Regions from separate parts of the Homo sapiens genome. Here region 2 is linked to region 1. The links are chromatin loops, found by intact Hi-C in ENCODE. Cell type or tissue: PC-9. All regions are shown on one strand. Links, peaks and the distances in the headings refer to the core of each region. The heading gives the core; the rest is flanking DNA.

Evidence for each region. Peaks named below come from ENCODE experiments on the same cell type or tissue, not always from the same donor. Only the 100,000 strongest peaks of a DNase experiment are listed, where the experiment ranks them.
Region 2: it touches region 1 in a loop (4-fold over the local background); 18 of 110 quality-filtered maps call a loop at or near these places.

What each region holds. Positions count from the first base shown.
Region 1 is chr17:74,389,025-74,399,236 of GRCh38, reverse strand. No RefSeq gene overlaps it. Among named protein-coding and RNA genes, the nearest start is that of GPR142, 27 kb to the right of the region's middle. RefSeq lists enhancers at 4,093-4,593, 4,594-5,094. In PC-9, for the core only: no CTCF peak of the experiment used is centred there; a DNase peak (open chromatin) is centred at 4,046; H3K27ac peaks cover 900 bases.
Region 2 is chr17:74,449,993-74,460,052 of GRCh38, reverse strand. It overlaps a transcript of GPRC5C not described here. Among named protein-coding and RNA genes, the nearest start is that of CD300A, 12 kb to the left of the region's middle. RefSeq lists enhancers at 4,575-5,245, 6,000-6,990, 6,991-7,982 and a silencer at 5,741-6,100. In PC-9, for the core only: no CTCF peak of the experiment used is centred there; a DNase peak (open chromatin) is centred at 5,862; H3K4me3 peaks cover 1,026 bases; H3K27me3 peaks cover 348 bases.

The sequences.
Region 1 (10,212 bases), core at 1,635-6,634:
ATTCATAATCACCAAAAACTGGAAACAACCCAAATGTCCTTCAATGAATGAATGGATAAACAAACTATGGTATCCCCATAATTAAACGAAATGAACTATTGATATACACAACACCTGCGATGAACCTCAAAGGCATTATTCTAAAGAAAAGAGCCAGTCAAAAGGTTATATCACGTAAAAGTCCATTTCTATGACGTTCTCAAGAAGACAAAATTACAGAGAACATGTTAGCCATTTCTAGGCAGAGGCTGGGGTGGGGAAAGAATGTGGCTCCCTGAAGGGGACTCTTGAGGAGGTTTCTTGGGGCGATGGAACTAGCTGTATCCTGATTGTGAAGGTGATTATGCAAATCGAAACAACAACAACAACAAAAATCAACTTTACTATATATTAATTTTATTTATTTATTTATATTTATATATTTTTATTTTCTGAGACAGTGTCTCACTCTGTCTGCCACCCAGGGCCCAGGCTGGAGTGCAGTGGTGCGATCTTGGCCCACTGCAACCTCCATCTCTCAGGTTCAAGTGATTCTTCTGCCTCAGCCTCCTGAGTAGCTGGGATTACAGGCACCCACCATCACATCTAGGCTAATTTCTGTATTTTTAGTAGAGACAGGGTTTTACCATGTTGCCCAGGCTGGTCTTGAACTCCTGACCTCAAATGATCTGCCCTCCTTGGCCTCCCAAAGTGCTGGCATTACAGGTGTGAACCACTGTGCCTGGCCAGTTTTACTATATATTAATATTTAAAAGTAAATAGAAATAAGGAAGGGGAGGTGAATTAAGAAAAAGGAAAAAAAAATTTTTTTTTTTTTTGAGACAGGGTCTCGCTCTGTCCCCCAGGCTGGAGTGCAGTGGTGTGATCACGGCTCACTACCGCCTCAACCTCCTGGGGCTCAAGCAATTCTCCAACCTAGCCTCCCTAATAGAGGCATGTGCCACCACATCTGGCTAATTTTGGGATTTTTTGTAGAGGCAGGGTTTTGTCATGTTGCCTAGGCTGGTCTCAAACTCCTGGGCTCAAGTGATCCTCTCCTCTTAGCCTCCCACAGTGTTGGGATTACCGCTATAAGCCACCGCACCTGGCCTCACTCTCTGCTTCAAAGATAGCACCTTCTTGCTGTGTCTTCACAGGGCAAAAGTGAACAAGCTCCCTCCAGCCTCTTTTTTTTTTTTTTTTTTTTTTTTTGAAACAGTATTTCATCTTGTTGTCCAGGCTGGAGTGCAATGGCACGATCTTGGCTCACTGCAACCTCCACCTCCTGAGTTCAAGCGATTCTCCCGCCTCAGCCTCCTGAGTAGTTGGGATTACAGCATGCACCACCATGCCCGGCTAATTTTGTATTTTTAGTAGAGACGGGGTTTCTCCATGTTGGTCAGGCTGGTCTCCAACTCCCAATCTCAGGTGATCTACCCGTCACAGCCTCCCAAAGTGCTGGGATTACAGGCATGAGCCACCGCACCCAGCACTCCAGCCTCTTTTATAAGAGCACTAATCACCTCCCAAATGCCCCACCTCTTAATACCATCACATTGGAGAGTAAGTTTCAACATATGAATTTAGGTGGGGCACAAACAGACCACAGCACAGTCCAAAAAGTAACTCCCCTAAAAGTCACTCAGGTAGGATGTAGCTGAGCTAGAATCTGACGCCATTCTCTGACAGCTGGTTCCTGAGCCCATATGTACTGTGGTCTAGATCATGTTCTAGGTGGAAATGGGGATAGCAGTGACCCAAGACCCCAGGTCTTGTCTGCTATAGAGTGAGGTAGAAAAAACCATGTGATGGGGAGCCCGAAAACCTGGATGCAGCCGGGCCTGGTGGCTCATGCCTATAATTCCAGCACTTTGGGAGGCTGAGGCTGAAGGATCACCTGAGGTCAGGAGTTCGAGACTAGCCTGGCCAACATGGTGAAACCCTGTCTCTATTAAAAATACAAAAATCAGCCGGGTGTGGTGGTGCATACCTGTAGTCCCAGCTACTAGGGAGGCTGAGGCAGGAGGATTGCTTGAACCCTGGCGGCAGAGGTTGCAGTGAGCTGAGATTGCACCACTGCACTCTAGCCTGGGTGACAAAGGAAAACCCTGTCTCATAAACAAAACAAAACAAGGCTGGGTGTGGTGGTCATGCCTGGAATCCCAGCACTTTGGGAGGCCGAGGCAGGTGGGTCACCTGAGGTCAGGAGTTCGAGATCAGCCTGGCCAACATGGTGAAACCCCATCGCTACTAAAACTACAAAAATTAGCCAGATGTGGTGACGGGTGCCTGTAATCCTAGCTATTCAGGAGACTGAGGCAGGAGAATCGCTTGAATCCAGGGAGGTGGGGGTTGCAGTTAGCTGAGATCGTGCCACTGCACTCCAGCCTGGGCAACAGGAGCAAAACTCCATCTCAAAAAACAAAACAAAACAAAACAAAACAAAAATACCTGGTTGTGAGTCTTGGCTCAGCCACTTGCTGTGTGACTTCCACAAAGTCACCTCCCCTCTCTGAGCCTCCATTTCTTCATCTGAAAAGAAAGGACTGCCTCTGGATTGAAAGCAGCAACAGAAAAGGAGAAACTGTTTGCAAAATATGAATGTAAAATGGAATGATCGCTTCCCTCCACCACCTCGTTCTATCCTGGAACTTGCTTGCCTCTCAAGTACTGGTGTCATTTTATTCCATTACCGAGCCAGGGGTTCACCATTTTTTTTTTTTTTTTTTGAGACAGAGCCTCACCCTGTTGCCAGGCTGGAGTGCGGTGGCGCGATCTCGGCTCACTGCAACCTCCGCCTCCCGGGTTCAAGCGATTCTCCTGCCTCAGCCTCCCAAGTAGCTGGGACTACAGACAAGTGCCACCATGCCCAGCTAATTTTTGTATTTTTAGTAGATACGGGGTTTCACCATGTTGGCCAGGATGGTCTCGATCTCTTGACCTCATGATCTGCTTGCCTCGGCCTCCCAAAGTGCTGGGATTACAAGCGTGTGCCACCATGCCTGGCCTCACCTTTTAAACTGTTTATTTTTTTAAAATAAGTAACATGTTTGCCTAGTTCAAAAAAATTTTTTGAATTTTTATTGTTTTTAGAGATGAGGGTCTCACTGTGTTGCCTAGGCTGGAATGCAGTGGCTATTCATAGACCCCATCATGGCTCACTGTAGCCTTGAATTCCAGGCTTCGAGTGATTCTTCTGCCTCAGCCTTCCAAGTAGCTGGGACTACAGGCACGTGCCACCCGGCCCAGCTAACATATTTTAAAATGCTCAAGTTACAAAAAGGTATATGCTTGCCTCTGTATAGCTAATGAAACCAATCTGGGGTATCCATCCGGAGATATTCCTTAGCACACACATTAGACCAGCATAGACATTGCTTCTCTGTTACCCTCCTTTACCCAAATGGGAGTGTGCCATTTCATCCATTCATCGAGAATTGAAACCAGCCAGCCCCACAGCCCGTTCTGCTCCTCAATTTCTTTTGTTTTGTTTTTCCTCTTTCCAATGTATCTAGGACACGGTTCCATACTCGTCCATCAATGGTTCCAATTATCTGTTCTGCCTACTGTGATCCATCGCATGGGGACACCGCAAGTGTGGAACCAGTCACCTATGTAGGAGCCTCCAATCCTTTGTCATTATTACAAACAATGCTGCCTGGGTCATGTCATAAATGTGCACGCATAGCTAGGTGTTCCGTTTGTACAGGTAGAATCGCTGGGTCAAAGAATTTGTGCACTTAGTGGATAGATATTGCCAACTTGCCTTCCGAGGAGATTGTATCATTTTACAGCCTGCTAGCAAAGCGGGAGAATGGCCTCCCCTTCTTGCCAAGTGAGTGTGTCCTGAAAGCTTGCATCTCTGCCAATCTGCTCTGTGGAAAATGGGGTCTGGGTATAGTTTTCATTTGCACTTGTCTCCTGCTAAATGAGGTTGAGCGTCTTTTCAGCGTCCAGCCCTATGGCTGGCTCCAGGTCCTCTCCGTACACAGCCTTAAGGCTGTGGCCTTGCCTGTGACTGGCTCTGCAAGATCCAGGACCAGATTTGTGTTTCTATCTTCCGGCTTCTCGCTGAGTCACTCCCAAGAAGGAAAGGGCAGCAGGCTCAGGTTATTTCTGCCTGGGCCATCTGAGCTGCCAGTCCTGGGAAGACCTTGGCCTCCTGCACTCCCAGTGGGCGCCCGGCACCTGTGCATTGCACCTGTCAAACCCAGGCTTCCTGGTCCCCCTGGGAGGGATAGGGGCTGGCAGATAGGGATCAGGCCAGACATCTTTGTAAACTAGGCATGAAAGGACCCAGCTAGACTGCAAGAAGGAGGATTTGGAAGAAAGCAAAATGTCACTAAGCTCTAAGTGACAAAATGAGAGCAATGAGGCTGAGTGGAGGGAAGAGACTTAGGCTATTGAGAGGACTTTGGGCAGAGAGGGTGGTGAGCCACCGCCGAGGGATGGTAAACTTGGGAACAGCTCTCACTGGAAGTCACGTGAGACGCACTGTGTAGCTTCCACCCTGGCTCCGTGGCTCATCGTCACTTCAGGGTTAGTGCTAAGAGTTGCCTAGGGTGGGAAGTAGAGACAGCCTCTTGCCTGTGCATGGAGAATTCAGGCCACGCATGCGACCAGCCAGAGGCCTGGGGAAGCCCCTCTCTCCACAGGGACCCTCTCTAAGCAGGGTCTGGGCATCTGCGGGGCAGCTCTGGTCAGGTGGTTGTAATTTAAGCTCGGGGCCACCCTGTACGTCTGGCTGAGTCTTGCTCACGGAAGGATGAGAGAAGCCAGGAGAAGCTGGTGGCTGGATTCCTGGGCCCCTAGGGAGTCTGCAGCCTGTTATTTCCTGACTCAAACAAAAAGTAAATTTGCACTGGAAATTGCTGAGGCAGAGTCATCCTGGAGCTCCTTGAAGGATGGGGACTTGTAATTTTCTAACTTCCAGGGCCTCTGACCCCTGGTTGCTGGGCTTTTCCATCTGTGAGCTTCATTGAAGACCCTGGGGCCTAGTCTAGGCTCAAACACCATCCACAGTCAAAGCTCCCCTGCCTGCTCTGCTGGGGCCGGCAATCCCGAGCTGGACTTCAGAAGTGGACAGGGAGAGAGGTTTGCTGTATCTGGGACCCCATTTCAGTTCCATCCAGGTGTCCCATGCTGCTGTGTCAGAGGGAAGATGAGCCACTGCTGATCTTTACCCCAGCCCTGACCAGAGACCAACACCGTTGCGGCAGGTGGCATCCCAGGTGGTGGGCAGGCAGTGTGGGGCCACCTTCCTGAAGCCAGCTTCTCAGAGTCTCTCAATGCCACATTACCAAGCAGAGTTTTCAATAACTGTAGCTAGGGATGCTCTCCTCCCCCCAGTTCTTCAGTCTCTCTGGGGGAAAAACACAAAAAGTTGAGGTTGTCCCTGGGGCCACCACGAAATGCTTAATTGCTTTCTGAGAGAATTGTCACCTCTTTCTGCTTTCCTCCCCCTCTCCACTGCTCTTCTCTCCTCTCCTCCGACCACTGGAGGCTCTTGCTGGGGGAGCTGGGGCTGAAGACATGAGCTCCCTGACTGTGTCCCAAGGGAACCGGGAGCATGTGCTGACTCGCAGTCTGCGTCTCCAAATATATTGCTGCACCACCTTTGCTGAAAAAAAGAACCCTATGTTTTGGGGGAATAAATGTTCTTTTTGCTGTGAGCCAGGCACTCTTTGACAGCAGATGGATGATGGCCCAGGCCAGCTGAGTCAGCCAGACTTTGGAGCAAGCAGTGTGAACCAAGACAGGGATGGGAGCCAGCCGAGGAAAGTGAGGTACAGGGATATTTGAAGGTTTTCATCCTGGGAGTTTAGTCAGCACCTTGTGCAACTTGATTTACACTGGGGGCCAAAGAGGGATGTGTATTATGAAGGGTAAGCTAAAAAGCAGTCACAGATAGACTCCCAAATGTATAATAGCTCAAATACCTTAGGAATTTATTTCTTAGTCACATAACAGACCAAGACGAGCGTTCCTGATTGGTCAGTGGCTTTCCTCCACGTGGTGATTCAGGGACCCAGGCTCCTTCCATCTCAGGGCTCTCCCCTTCCCCAGGGTCTCGTTGGTACCTATATCCAGCTGGCAAAGAGGAGGGAAGTGATGGAGGAAGCACACCTGCTTCTGATGCCTTGGCTCAGAGGGGCTGCACAGCTTTTCTGCTCACATTCTACTGGTAGGAATTTGTCACGTGGACACACCCAGTTGCAAAGGCAGCTGGGAAATGTAGTCTCTGCTCTTAGTGACAATACTGTGCTATGAAAGGGGTGTGCAGATTTTGGTAGACAGCTAACCATCTCTGCCACACGTCCTAAATCAAGCCATTTAGGTCACAAGACCGGGAGAGAGAGCAAGTCATTTTGAGTTTCTGTTTTTGAGACAGGGTCTCACTCTGTCACCCAGGCGGGAGTGCAGTGGCATGATCATAGTGCACTGTAGCCTCAACTTCTTGTGCTCAAGCCACCCTTCCACCTCAGCCTCCCAAGAGCTGGGACTACAGGTGCATGCCACCAGGACCAGCTAATTTATTTTTATATTTTGTAGAGACAGGGTCTCCCTATGTTGCCCAGGTTCGTCTCAAACTCCTAGGCTCAAGCTATCCACCCGCCTTGGCATCCCAAAATGCTGGGATTACACGCACGAGCCACCGCGCCTGGCCACTCTGGGTCTTTAATTAGGGAGTCCTGCCTGAGTAACTTGCTAAAAAGGATTTTCCTTTTGCCAAGGATTGGAAGATCCAACAGCATCAGAACTGGGCAGAAATACAGGGGAAAATTAACAGAGAAGAAAACTAATAAGAAACCTGGATAATGATAATAAGAAGCTGTGCGATTCCCCTGCAATTGGTTTATCTGTACATAGTTCATGCCCAAACTTCCCAGCCTGAGCACAGAAGCTTGGGCCTCTGGCAGAAACCGTGCGAGCAAAGATGTGGACGGTTCTCTGTGGAGGAGGGGCACAGCCAGAGTGCAGGGTGAGGCTGCAATTTCAAGGCTGTGGGAGAAATCAGAAGGCCTCATTTGCCTCCTCCCCTGGGATCAACATCCATGCCCTGGAACCTTCACTGTGCAGGCACCTGTATTAGGTATTATTTCTGCATAACAAATTGCCACAAATTTAGCAGCCATTTATTTGCTCACGGTTCTGTAGGTTAGCCATCTGGGGCAGGCTTCACTGGATCTCTGCTTAGGATGTCAGGAAGCCAAAATCAAGGTGTTGGTCAGCCTGGGCTCTCATCCAGAGGCTCTAGGGAGGAATCGACTTCCAGGTTCACTTAGGTTGTTGACAGAACCCACTTCCTTGTGGTTGCAGGACTGAGGTTCCTGTTTTCTTGCTGGCCGTTGGCTGGGCGTCTCTCTGAGCTCCTTGGGGCTGTTCACAAGTCCTTTCCATGTAATGCTTCCTGCATCTTTAAAGCCAGTGAACGTGCATCCCATTCTTCTTGTGCTTAGAATCTCTCTGACTTCCCTTCTGCTATTGGAGAAACTCTCTGCTTTTAATAAGCTCGTGGGATTAGATCCAGCCCACTCAGATAACTGACCTACTTGGAGATCAACTGATTGGTAATGTTAATTACACTGCAGATCCCTTCTGCCATATAATATAATATCATCAAGGGAGTAACACACCCAGGGACAGAGATTGTGAAGCCATCTAAGAATTCTGATTCCCATAATGTCCAAAGCTGTGGGTCTGGGACCCAGAATGGCCTACATTGAAGCTAAAAAGACTTTTGCTTTCTGGCCAAAGAGTTGCCCCACTTGGTTGCACCCAACCATGGTGAGGTAATTGCTGGGCCTGGTCCCAGCTCTTCCCATATACACAGGAGATCTAGAGACAGAGAGGAAATGGCCCCTCCCCCTGAAAGCTCCTTTCTCTTGTCAAAAGACAAAATTACAACAAATTTAAAGATCTTAATTGGCTTTTACTTGGATTCTAGAATTGGGCAATATCTCACCTTACACTATAGAATGAGTGTTCGGATTGAGCTGAGCAGTAGAGGTTGGCTTTGAAAGCAGAAACAGAACAAACATCAGATTTCAAAGTTATTTTCCTTGTAAGATTAAAGCAGAGGGGACTTCCTTATCATGCTGGCTAAAACTGGCCTGTTTGGGGATCTGGCTATTATCCCTCACTCTCCTGATGTCTCAGAATGTCAGATAAACAACTTAGTGTCAGCTGGGTGACGCAGAACTTCAGCATGAATGATTCCATTTCGGTTTGGTCTGCTGGGCCTCGTGCAGGAGCTCAGCCCAAGCCAATGGCTTCCTGTACATTTCATCAAACACCCTCAGAGCCCCATGGAGACCGTACATCCTGAAGAGGGGGCTCAAGACTGTGCGGAGCACTCTGAACCCAAAAGAAATACAGCCTGGTGGCCAGTGCGGTGTCTCTCACCTGGAATCCCAGCACTTTGGGAGCCCAAGAGTTCGAGGCCAGCCTGGGCAACATAGTGAGACCCCAAGTTGCTACCAAAATTTAAAAATTCGCCAGGTGCGGGGGCGTGTGCCTGGAGTCCCAGCTATTCAGGAGGCTGAGGTGGGATGTGGAGGCTGCAGTGAGCTGTGGTCGTGTCACTGTGCTCCATCCAGCCTGGGTGACAAAGTGAGACCCTAGCTCAAAAAATAAAAATAAAAATAAAAACAGAAAGAAAGGAAGAGAAAGAAAGAAAGAGGAGGGAAGAAAATAAGGAGAAAAAGAAAAAAAACAAAAAAAAAAAAGCAAAGAAAATAAGGAGAGAAGAAAGGAAGGAAGGAAGAAAGGAAGGGGAGAAAGAAAGAAAGGAATGAAAGAAGGAAGGAAGAGAGAAGGAAAGGAAGAGAAAGAAAAAGAAAGAGGAAGGAAGGAAGAAAATGAGAGGAGAGAGAGAAAGGAAGGAAGGAGAGAAAGAAAGAAACAAAGAAAGAAAGGAATTAAGGAAGGAAGAGAGGAGGAAAGAAAGAAAGAAAAAAAGAAAAAGAAGGGAAGGAAAGAGAAAGAAGAAGGGAAGGAAAAAGAAAAAGAAGGGAAGGAAAGAAGGAAGGAAGAAAGAGAGAGGAAGGAAGGAGGTAAGGAAGGGGGAGAGGAAGAGGGAGAGAAAGAGAAAGGAAGGAAAGAAGGAAGGAAGGAAGGAACAGAGAAGGAAAGGAAGAGAGAAAGAAAGAAAAGGGAAGGAGGAAGAAAATAAGAAGAGAAGAGAGACGAAGGAAGGAGAGAAAGAAAGAAAGAAAGAAAGGAAGGAATGAAGGAAGGAAGAGAGAAGGAAAGAAAGAAGAAGGGAAGGAAAAAGTAAAAGAAGGGAAGGAAAGAAGGAAGGAAGAAAGAGAGAAAGGAAGGAAGGAGGTAAGGAAGGGGGAGAGAAAGAGAGAGAAAGAGAAAGGAAGGAAAGAAGGAAGGAAGGAAGGAAGGACGGGATAAATACAGCCTGCCTGGTCCCACTACCAGGGATCTCACCCACTAATGGCCCCAACCTGCCTCCCTGATACTCCCCCACCCTCAAACTCTGGTCTCATGCCCTGAAGACAGCCTTGGAGTTCTCCAATCTCCCACCTGCTTGCCTCCCCACTCCCCCCATACCCCCTCTTAGGGAAGGGCAGGCCTGGGCACAGTGACTTCAGGACTTGGCTCTTCCTGGGCATTCCCGGGCTCACCTCCTGGCCACCCAGATGGTGCCCAGCCCAGAGAGGCAGCTCCTGGCCTGTCCCCCGCAGATAGCCTGATATTGGGCAGGGTAGGGCAGGGCAAAGAGGAGGGGGAGGACCCTGCTCACGGGGCATCCCACAACCATCTCTCAACCTGGCCTCTTGCCTGGCTGTGGGCATCCAGATTCCTTGAGAGTCTGCCCTTAACGCGTTTCCAGGGCTTTGCTTAACGTGCTTCTAGCTCCCTTCAATGCTATTATTTGTAGCAAGGCCAAGCGGGAGCCTCCTCTCCCCTCACCCAGGCCCCTCTCCCCTACAGTTACACAAGAATGTAGGCACCTGCAGCGAAAACCACCAAAAGCGTTTTCTTAGCTGCAGGGCCTCGCCCTGGGGCCCCACTGAGCAGAACAACCATTTGCGCAGCTCCCTTCTCCTTCTGGCTCATGAGCTGATATCTCAGACTCAACCTTGGCATTCCCCTTCCTTGTCGAGTTTCAGGTCCTGGAAGATTTGAAAAGGGCCCTCCTCTTTGCAGTCAAACAACTTAATTCGAAACTCCCATGCAAAGTCAACTACTTGGTCTTGTGGCCTTTTCTTCCCTCTG
Region 2 (10,060 bases), core at 2,881-7,880, 60 kb before region 1:
AATGTTTAAAAAGATGTCACAGAGGAGGAAATGGCACAGAGCCCAGCCTTCAGACCAGGCCACCCAGGAGGGACCAAGGGTGCCACGGCTTGGCCTCTGTGGTCTCTTGGGCTCCTGGTTGGCAGTCGAGGAGACCCAGGGGGCTCTCAATGCCCAAGAAGGCCTGTAGCCCTGAGGCTGACCTGGGACTGTCCAGCTGCGGCATTAGCGTAAGCAGGCTGCAGCACCGTGACTCCACTGCCTGCCTCCGCTGGACTGTTCCAGGAGAGGGGAGGGGCTAGGGTGCAGGTGGGGAGTTGGGGAACGCCTGCCTTGCCTCTAGGACTGAGAGGACAAAGACAGGAACCTGGGTTTCAAGCCTCCCTCCCCTGCCCTGAGTAAGGTTACATGCTTTACCTTAAGGCTCTGGGTTCAAGGGACACTGCCCCAGGGCTACCAGCTGGCAGTGACCCCTTTGTGAACATGTGTTTTGGCCATGGGTGCAGGAACCCAAGGTTGCAACCTTAAATACTGCTGAGTGGCCGGGCGCGGTGGCTCACACCTGTAATCCTAGTACTTTGGGAGGCTGAGGCGGGTGGATCACTTGAGGTCAGGAGTTTGAAACCAGCCTGGACAACATGGTGAAACCCTGTCTTTATTTAAAATACCAAAAAATTATCCGGGCATGTTGGCAGGCACCTGTAATCCCAGCTACTTGGGAGACTGAGGCAGGAGAATTGCTTGAACCCAGGAGGCAGAGGTTGCAGTGAGCCTAGATCGTGCCACTGCACTCTAGCCTGGGTGACAGAGCAAGACTCCATCTCAAACAATAAAAAATAAATAAATACTGCTCAGATCTCTAGCTTCTAGAGAATAGGAGAGTCAACTTTTATCATGGGTAGTTTTGGGGGTGTATTAGTCAGGGTTATCTAGAGGGACAGAACTAACATAGATGTAGATATAAAGGAGAGTTTATTAAGGAGTATTGACTCACGCGATCACAAGGTGAGGTCCCACAACAGGCCATCTGCAAGCACAGGCGCCAGGAAGCCAGTCCAAGTTCCAAAACCTCAAAAGCAGGGAAGCTGACAGTGCAGCCTTCAGTCTGTGGCCAAAGGCCCAACAGCCCCTGGCAAACTACTGGTGCAGGTCCAAGAACCAAAAGCTGAAGAACTTGGAGTTCAATGTTTGAGGGCAGGAAACATCCAGCACAGCAGAAAGATGGAGGCTGGAAGACTCAGCCAGTCTGCTCTTTACATACCTGCTTTTATGGTGCCCTCCCAGATTGAGGCTGGGTCTGCCTTTCCCAGTCCACTGACCCAAATGTTAATCTCCTTTGGCAACACCCTCATAGACACACCCAGGAACAATACTTTGCATCCTTCCATCCAATCCAGTTGACACTCAATATCAACCATCGCAGGAGGTCAGAGTGTATATGTTGGGGTGGGGACTCAGGGTGTAGCAAAAACAGCAGCGACCTGGAGAGAGCTCTGTGGGGTGAAGCAGAAAGAGACATAACTCCGATGCAGTTTCCCGGTCCCGCTGACCACATTTGCTTACACAGATTCTGGCAGAAGTCTCAAGCCTGGGTGCACATGAAAATTCTTCGGGGGCCTTTGGGGGCAGGCATGGTGGCCCACACCTGCAATCCCAGCCAGTCAGGAGGCAGAAGCAGGATGATGGTTTGAGCCCAGGAGTCCTAGACTGGCCGGGCAACACATGGAGACCCTGTCTCTAAAGAAGAATAATAAAAACATCCATGCCTGAGTCCATGAGTGGAGCCCTGGCAGAGATTCCACGCCCTGAGGAAGAGGGAGGGTGGGAGGGCACTGCAGTGGGAGAAAAGAGGTTTCAGACACCAGACCGTGCATAGGACGGGGTGGAGGAAGTGCAGAAGTCGGCTGGCCATTCCACTTCAGGGAGATAGATATTCTCCAACCCCGGACTACCTAAGCTCTCTGCAGACAAGGAGGGAGTCCCTTCAGGGAGGACTCAGCATGACAAGTCCCAGCCTCCTGCTGAATCCTGCCCATAAAGTTGGTTCTGAAAGTGAATAAATGAATGAATGAATAGATGGTTGAATAGACCTCTTCTTTCTCCATCCCGAGCGTCCATGGCTTCCTTTCCCACCTGCCCCTTGTTATCCTGAGAGAGTCACAGCTTTCAAAGGCCCACCCCTCGCCTCCCCACCAGACCTTGTTCAGGGACCCCTACCCCACCCCTACATGACCTCACACTTGGACGGGCCGCCCCAAACCAGGGGACCAGGACGCGTCCCCCTAGGTCCGCCGCTCCAACTGATATCTAAGCACCACCATGCCCGCTAACGCCGCCAGGTGGCGCTCAGTGCCCAGGCACTGCCAATTTGTTCAACAAATATTAATGGCTGCCCCCATTGAGCCAGGCACTGGGTCCAAAGATAGGGACATGAAGATAAAAATACCGCAATATGTCCTTTTCAGGAGCTCATGGTTTCATGGGAAACATGTAAACAAAGACGGGAAAACAAAGGATTGCCTTAAAAGGTGAGAGGCAGAAATCCCAGGGGCCTGGGTAGGAAGGGGCCCCTTCTATCAGACGCAGGGAAACGGCCGGAGACAGTGGCCCGGGGATCCTGGACACCAGCCCCGTGCCTCCTTCTCAGCCCACTTGCTCACCCTCCCCCTTGAGGAATTCGGGAAGGAGAGTGAACAGAACCCTTGAAAAATACAGAAAAACGTCCAGCCTGTCCTCAAATGGGTCCTCAGTCATGGGGGAAGCTGGGGGACCACAGCCTTAGATCTCTTGACTCTTCTCTCTCCTACCCCAACCCTGCACCACAGTCCCTACACAAGCTCCCACCTCCACCACTGAAAAGGTGAGAAGGTGATGACTTGAAAGGCCTCCTGGTCACTCAATCACCCAGCTCCTTCTCCCGACTCCCCCAGGCAGTGGTGGAGGCAGCATTAACCCATCTCAGCCTCCCCTACAGTAGTGGGGCCCAAGTTTGACTGATGTAACAAACACCTTGGGTACTGGCTGAGAATGCAGATTCTGGGGCCTGCCTCGGACCAGCTGAATAAGGCGTCTCTCCAGTTGGGGACTGGGAATCTGTCATTTTAACAAATGCATTCAGATGATTTCTAGAATCAGACAAGTTTACGAACTGGAGTGCACGGGGGTTATGAGAACACCTGGCACTTCACGGGTGCCCAGGAGAGCACCCTCTTAACCTTTCTGACTATGACCAAAGGAGAGAGTCCCCCACCGCAACCCAGGCCGGCCATCTCCCTGGCCTACTTTCTTTCCTTTTTTTTTTTTTTTTTTTGAGACAGAGTCTCAATGTGTCACCCAGGTTGGAGTGCAGTGACACAATCTCTGCCCACTGCAAACTCCACCTCCTGGGTTCAAGCGATTCTCCTGCCTCAGCCTCCCAAGTAGCTGGGATTACAGGTGAGCACCACCAACCCCGGCTAATTTTTGTATTTTCAGTAGAGACAGGGTTTCACCATGTTGGCCAGGCTGGTCGCAAACTCCTGGCCTCAATCAATTCCCCCGCCTTGGCCTTGCCAAGTGCTGGGATTACAGGTGTGAGCCATGATGCATGGCCAACCAGCCTCACTTTCAAAGCCAGGACACAGCTGTCCCCAGGTGACCAAAGTTCCCATCAGTGAACCATCATCCCCATCACAGGGACATGAACACAGATGCAGGGATGGGGGTGACTTTGCCCTTGCAGACCTCAGAGCAGGTCACTATCTACAGACACCGTCAAGTAGCTGAGGAACTGGCACACACAGTAAGAGATTCCCCTCAGAGACCCAGGACACCGGGCTGCAGTGAGTTGTGGAGATGGAAGCCTCAGATTGGAGGAGGTGACAGAATTGTGTGCCAGACAGACTTGGATACTAGGAGAGAGATCAGTGTGGGAATTGATGTTAATTAGAATGATGGCACGGAGCAGCCTTTGATAAATATGGATGAAAACCTGATGAATGAATGAATTAATGAGCCAAATGCTATTCCCATGTCTGTTGCTGTCTGCCCCATGGGACACAGCATGTTTTATAATGATGAGCTACACGCTGAGAAACAGCACACCAATCTGCTCCACGGATGTAAATCTAATTCAGCCTTCGAAGAATCATTCAGCAAGGCTGGGTGGAGGGTGGGTGCCCCATGCCACATACATGCAATGAACACACACTCCCCGCCCCAGCCTCCTTGAAAACCCTCCCAAGGAGAGAATGAGTTGAAAATCTAGGCAGGCTAAAAGTTGGCCCATCTTTCTCAGGGGGAGAGATGAGGAAAGGGAGTGTGGCCGAGGGTAGCTCAGTCTGGTCTTTGTGAAGGCTGGGGCAGGGACGTCGCAGGCCACTGCAGCTGCTGGTGGGGGGCCACTGCTACCTTTGGCCCCTTTTCTTTCTTTCAGAAGAATTTTTTTTTAAAAATATGTAATTTATTTTTATGGAAAAGAGAGAAAGGAAGGAGAGAAAGAAAAAGCAAAACGAGACAGAAAAAATCTTCTTGTCCCTCATCTGCTTGGTACCAGGGGATTCCCACCCCCACATCCGACCCCCTTTCCCCCCACGCCCCCGGCCAACTCCCCCAATGGTCCACTTTAACATCTGCTATGGTGCCTTTTGTCTCTTTCCAGATTTCCTATGCAAATACAGTCAATTGTGAATACACAGGGGGAGGGGGAGCTACTAAAACCTCCCCCGTTAAGTCTGCAATTGGATTCTTCTGAAAATTCTGCTTTGCATGGCAGGGTGGCACGCAGTGGGGGTTGGGGCCAACAGTGCCCTGCCCCAGCCCTCTCACCACCTTCCTGGCTCTGATGACCGCTCCCAAATGGGCCTGGTGAAGGGACAGGGCGGGATCCTCCCCAGCTGGGACCGACTCCTTTTGTCTTTCCCACGCCCCACCCAGTGTGTGCGTGTGTGTGTGTGTGTGTGTGTGTGTGTGCGCGTAAGGGGTGGACCCTGTGGGCCAGGATGCCCCCTGACCTTCAGCCCGGACAGCCCCTGGGCTCACACGGCGGCCTCAGCCCAGCTTCTCTTGGGAACCTCAGGCTGCCCATGGACACCCAGTGCCTGAGTCTCTTTCCGGTGCCCCAGCTGGCCTGACTGCTAGTGATGGGCTTGTCCCCAGCATCCCCTGTGCCAGCACCCACATCAGGGTGGGGGCACCCTACGGTGAGAAAGCCTGGCAGGTCACATGCTGCCGAAATACTGTCAGGCCAAGGGTCACAGTTCCCAGGCCAGCCTGAAGCAGCTGGCAGCGCCGGGGAGAAGGGGAGGCCAGCACCAGCTTCCTGGCTGCAGGGACCTCGAGCTCCAGGCCCCCAGCCCGTGTGGCTGCCTCAAATGCCCACCGAAAAACCCTCGGGGAGTGGGTTTCCACCCGGAGAGTTTGCCCCCAGGGGACGTTTGGCCGTGTCCAGAGACATTTGTGGTTGTAGGGTTAGGGGGCTGGCTGTGCTCCTGGCATCCAGTGGAGGGGGTCAGGGATGCCGCTCAATATCCTGCAGTTCCCGGGCCAGCTCCACTACACAGCGATCCGGCCACAAATGTCGCTGGTGGAGCCGAGGAACCCCGGCCTAGAGCCAGACGTAAGGCAGCGACAGGGCTCCCCGTGCCCTTGGCCTCACTACCTCCACCCGCGGAAACTCCATGGCCCGGCGGGCCTCCGGAAGGGGATTCTTCCCTTGGGAAAAGGGGCCTGCTTCCCTGGCGTCACCCACCCCACCCCCGTCTCTGCGGGGCCTGAGAGACACAGGGATAAATGCGGCCCCCGCAATCCCTAGCGGCTGCGAGGCCCAGCTCTGAGGGCGGGGATGGGCGGAGCGCGGCGGCCCGGCCCCCAGGCTACAGCAGGAGCTGGGACAGCTGGCTTCGGCCGCCGCCCCGCGGCGAGGATCGGGTTGCAGGGGCCGGGGCGGGGCTTGGGGTGGGGCACGAGAGGCGGCCTCGGGTTGGCTGGAGCTGGGGTGGCCGGGCCCTCGCGGGAGAGGCACGTGGGCGCGCCGGCTGCTCGGGCCCACCCCCACCTCCCCCCACCTTCACTGCCCCCCACCGCCCCCCACCTCCCCCAACCCAGGTGCGTGCGGGGGAGTGGGCTGTCTGCGGGTGGGGTTCCGGGGCCCCGCCCCCTCTCCCAGCCGGGTCAGGTTAGGACGCTGGGTTAAGGACGGAGCGTAAAACCTTCCCTGGGCCCGGGCCCCCGCGGACCCTCTCCTGCCGTCGGTGGAGTTGGGGGTGAGGCAAGCCACCGTTGCCTTTAGGTGAATCAGAAGGAGCCACTTCCAGGCCCCTGGCTTGGAGGAGTCTGCGGAGGTGAGGGGTCGGCGGATGGGGCGGACAACCGGTCTGGGACCGGCCCCATTCACCCCCACGGGACCCAACTTCTCTCTCCAAAGCACAGCCAGGCGGTCACCCTGTGTCTGCCCAGTTCTGCTCCAGACTTTGAGTCGGAACCCCTGGGGGTGCATCTGCGGCAGAGCCCTGGGGCTTTAGGTCCCCTCTCCACTGCTGGGGACACCAACTCCAGGGCTTAGACAGAGCTGGAGACATCGGGGTGTATTTTACAGATGAGGAAACCCTTGCGGGGGCGAGGGGTCAAGGGAGCTGTCCAAGGCCACAGAGCTAGCTGGAGCCAGGCCCTGGTCCGAGATGCCCTGCCTGCCACGAAGGTGCCGCTTGGGAAGGGGATACCCGGGGAAGCTTGCTGAAGGCACCTGCGTGCTTAATCCCAAAACGCATTTGCTGGGACTCACATGGCCACTCCCACTTCAGCCCTCAGGCCTGACCTGGCAAAGGAGGGCAGAGACCAGATCGCTCTCATCTCCACTCCCTCCCGTCCACCCAGTAGACAGTGGACATTTGCTGGCAGAAAGCAGCTCCGTCCCAGATCTTCAGCCTAGCTTCTTAGGCTTCCTGTGCACCTGGCGACCCTCCTAACGCCTCTGCTAGCCCTTCTCCCCTGCCAGTCAGGGCGCGGGCACTGCCAAGGGTCTCTCTCCTTAGCATCCTCTTCCAATCGTGGCAACCTGCCAAGCCACCCACTCTGGGGACCCAGGGCATGAGGCAGCATAGAGGGAAGGGAAGATGTGGCACCAGGAGGTGCCAAACTGAAATCTGGCCAGAAGACCTGCTTGTCTGGGCAGGAAACACTGGGCAGATGGTGCCTGGACGCTCTGCCTTGACTGTGACTTTCGTGGGGGTTATCTGGAGGGGACAGAACACCAAACACAAACTCAGGGGGCTGGTACCCCCATTTTTCAGATGAGAAGACTGAGGAAGGACCAAGGGAGCTGCTGAAGGTCACAGAACTACTAACAGCCAGGATGTGAACCCGCAGCCTCTGATTCCAAAGTCATATTTTCTGCGTGCTGCAGAATTGCCTCCTGCGACAAGGGCATGGGTCGCTGCTCCCCACCTCCTTCTCTGAGGGTACTGGTGTCTCCCTTTTAATCACCCGCACCCCAGAGGGACGCACCGCTCCAGCCTCTGCCTATCAACAACCTTTTTTCAAGGAGGATGAGGTCAGAACCGCACCCTGAGCCCAAGGAGGATGAGGTCAGAGCACTCCCGGTCTGGTGCAGATGCTAAATAATTCATGCAGCTGCTGTGAACAGGGGCTGCAGCTTCCTGGAGGGCCCAGAGTGGAGACGGCAGACAGGAAACAAATCCTGGTTCCTGGCACCTGTGCCTGACCTTGGCGCATCCTCCGGGGGCTAGTGAAAATGCTGCCCTTGGCGAGAATGGCTTGGAGGGCCAACAGACCCTTCCAAGCAGCACCCCCACAGGGCAGGCACTTAGCCTCTGTTGCTTGCTCTCTTCTATGAGCTGTGGGGGGCTGACGAACAAGTGCAGGGCCATGAGTAAACTGGAAAGCCAGGAAAGGCACTCGGCAGGCAGGTCTTCATGGCCCAGGGGATTTACCAGCCATCCCTGGTTCTGTGCACTGAGAATTTCACCCAATGGGTATCCTGGCTGCCTCTTCCAGCCATGCCAGGCAGCAACAGGGATACTTTTGGGGTCGCCTCCCTCCCCACCCACATCTTGTGTAGGTGTTAGAGTTCTCTGGCCTTGACGGGTTGAGAGCTCAGTGGTTTTTGGAGGCCTGGTTTTCCCCTTAAAATAAATCCCCAACAGAGAAAAAGGTTAGTTGGAATCAAACAGCATTTGTTGGTGTAAAAAGCAAGAGGTCTAGCAGGGAAATACACATGAAAAAAATCCCAGAGGCAGGGTCGGGGGTGGGGGAGCAGGCACCTGGAATCCCAGCTACATGGAAGGCTGAGATGAGAGAATCGCTTGAGGCCAGGAGTTCGAGACCAGCCTGGGCAACGTAGCAAGACCCTGTCTCTAAAAATAATTAAAAAAAAAAAAAAAAAACTAGTAACTCCCAGAATTTATGAACACACAGGAATTCAATGGCAGTAAGCCCTCACCCATGGAAGGTAAGGTCGTTTAATTCTGAGCAGTTATTAAGTCCAAAGTCCTCGGTTTGACAGTGGTGGGTGTGAGATTTCCCATAGTGTTGGCTGGATGATGGTGAACCTGTGACAGGCTCTGCCTCTTCTAGTCTTTTTCCATTCAACGCTTGTTTGTGATGCCACTCGACCACCTCAAAGAAGCTGCCTCTCTCCTCCTAAGAACTCATCTAACTTCTTCTCCACTTGGCCCGGGCGGGAGTAAGCAGGGCCAGTGGGTACTCCTGAATACAGGCAGGCCTGCATCTTTTAGGATCCCATCCCTCCCTGAGCCTCACGCGCAGACCCCCAGAGGACTCAGGCTATACACACACCCACGTCCACTGGAGACTGCAGCCTCTGGGTATCAGGCCCTGCCGGGGACTCCTTTGAAATTATCACATAGGAAAGCAACACAGCGCCTTGATTCACTAAGGGATCTTGGGGCCGCTAAGCTAGACCAAGGGCAGCGTGAGGTCCACAGAGCTCCCTGCTTCCCTTCCACTGGAGGGAAATAACATTCTGTTCATGGACTTCGACAGGCAACACAGAGAGGTCGGGGGCCACAGTCAGAGCTGCAATCCTACTCTGCAGGGATTGCTCGCCCAATTTAGCTCTGGAAAAGTATGCCAGTGACAAAGGCACAGGCTGCTGGGGACGGGGGTAGCACCAGAGAGCTGTGGGACTGACTACAGGGCACCTCTCCAGAGAGCTGCTCTGGTCGTCATCCTCCACCCCGGCACCCAGAGGTGCTGCTGGGCTGGGGACTGAGCTTTAGGGCCCACCTTGGATAAGGGCAGGAAAAACCTCAGGAAGACAATGTTATAGAGAGCTCATTTTCACGAGCCTGGAGCTGTGCCCATCTCTGTCTTTGGTGCCAGCACCATGGAGGTACCCCCTCTTTGCTGGGTGACCGTCAGGACCCTCTGGAGCATGTCCGAGGGCTCAAAATACAAGAGGCTCCTCCAGTGATGAACCAGCGCCAGCATATCCAGGTGCTGCCCAAGATGAGGTAGAAACAACACATCTGCCCATCAGGAAATAGCACAGTCTTTAGTTCTGGATCCCGCTTACCTGAGGATCCCACTTACCTACTTACATATCTGCCCATTAGGAAACAGCATAATCTTTAGTCCTGGATCTCACAGGCCTCCCACGTCCCACAAGTCCCAGTCACGAGAGAGGCCTAGACTCCAGTTCATCTGGTCCAGGGCTCTCCACTGGTCCCTGAGAATGCAGTCCTGACCCCAACCCCATGTGTCCTAAGGTACTTCCAGGCCCTGACCAGAGATGTTGGAATAGCCACAGCAGGCCCCTATTGCATTCCCAGAACCTGTGAGATCCAGGTAATCAGGGTCATGGACACCTGTTCCTGCCACAGGAGCCACCTTGAACCCCAGATGCCAGCGTGGCCTGCCATTCCTAACTCCTTAGTGAGCACTCCATGAGGTACTGCTGGATGGAGAGAGCTGCCCTCATCTCAGCAGGCTCATCCTCATCCCAGACGTTGAGGGGCACTGCGGGCAGAGTGCAGGCAGGGCTGGCCCTGGCTTGCTTGTGGAAACTGCTTTGTGGAAGATGGGGACGGCTCAGTGGCTCTTGAGTGAAACACCCCAAGGGCTC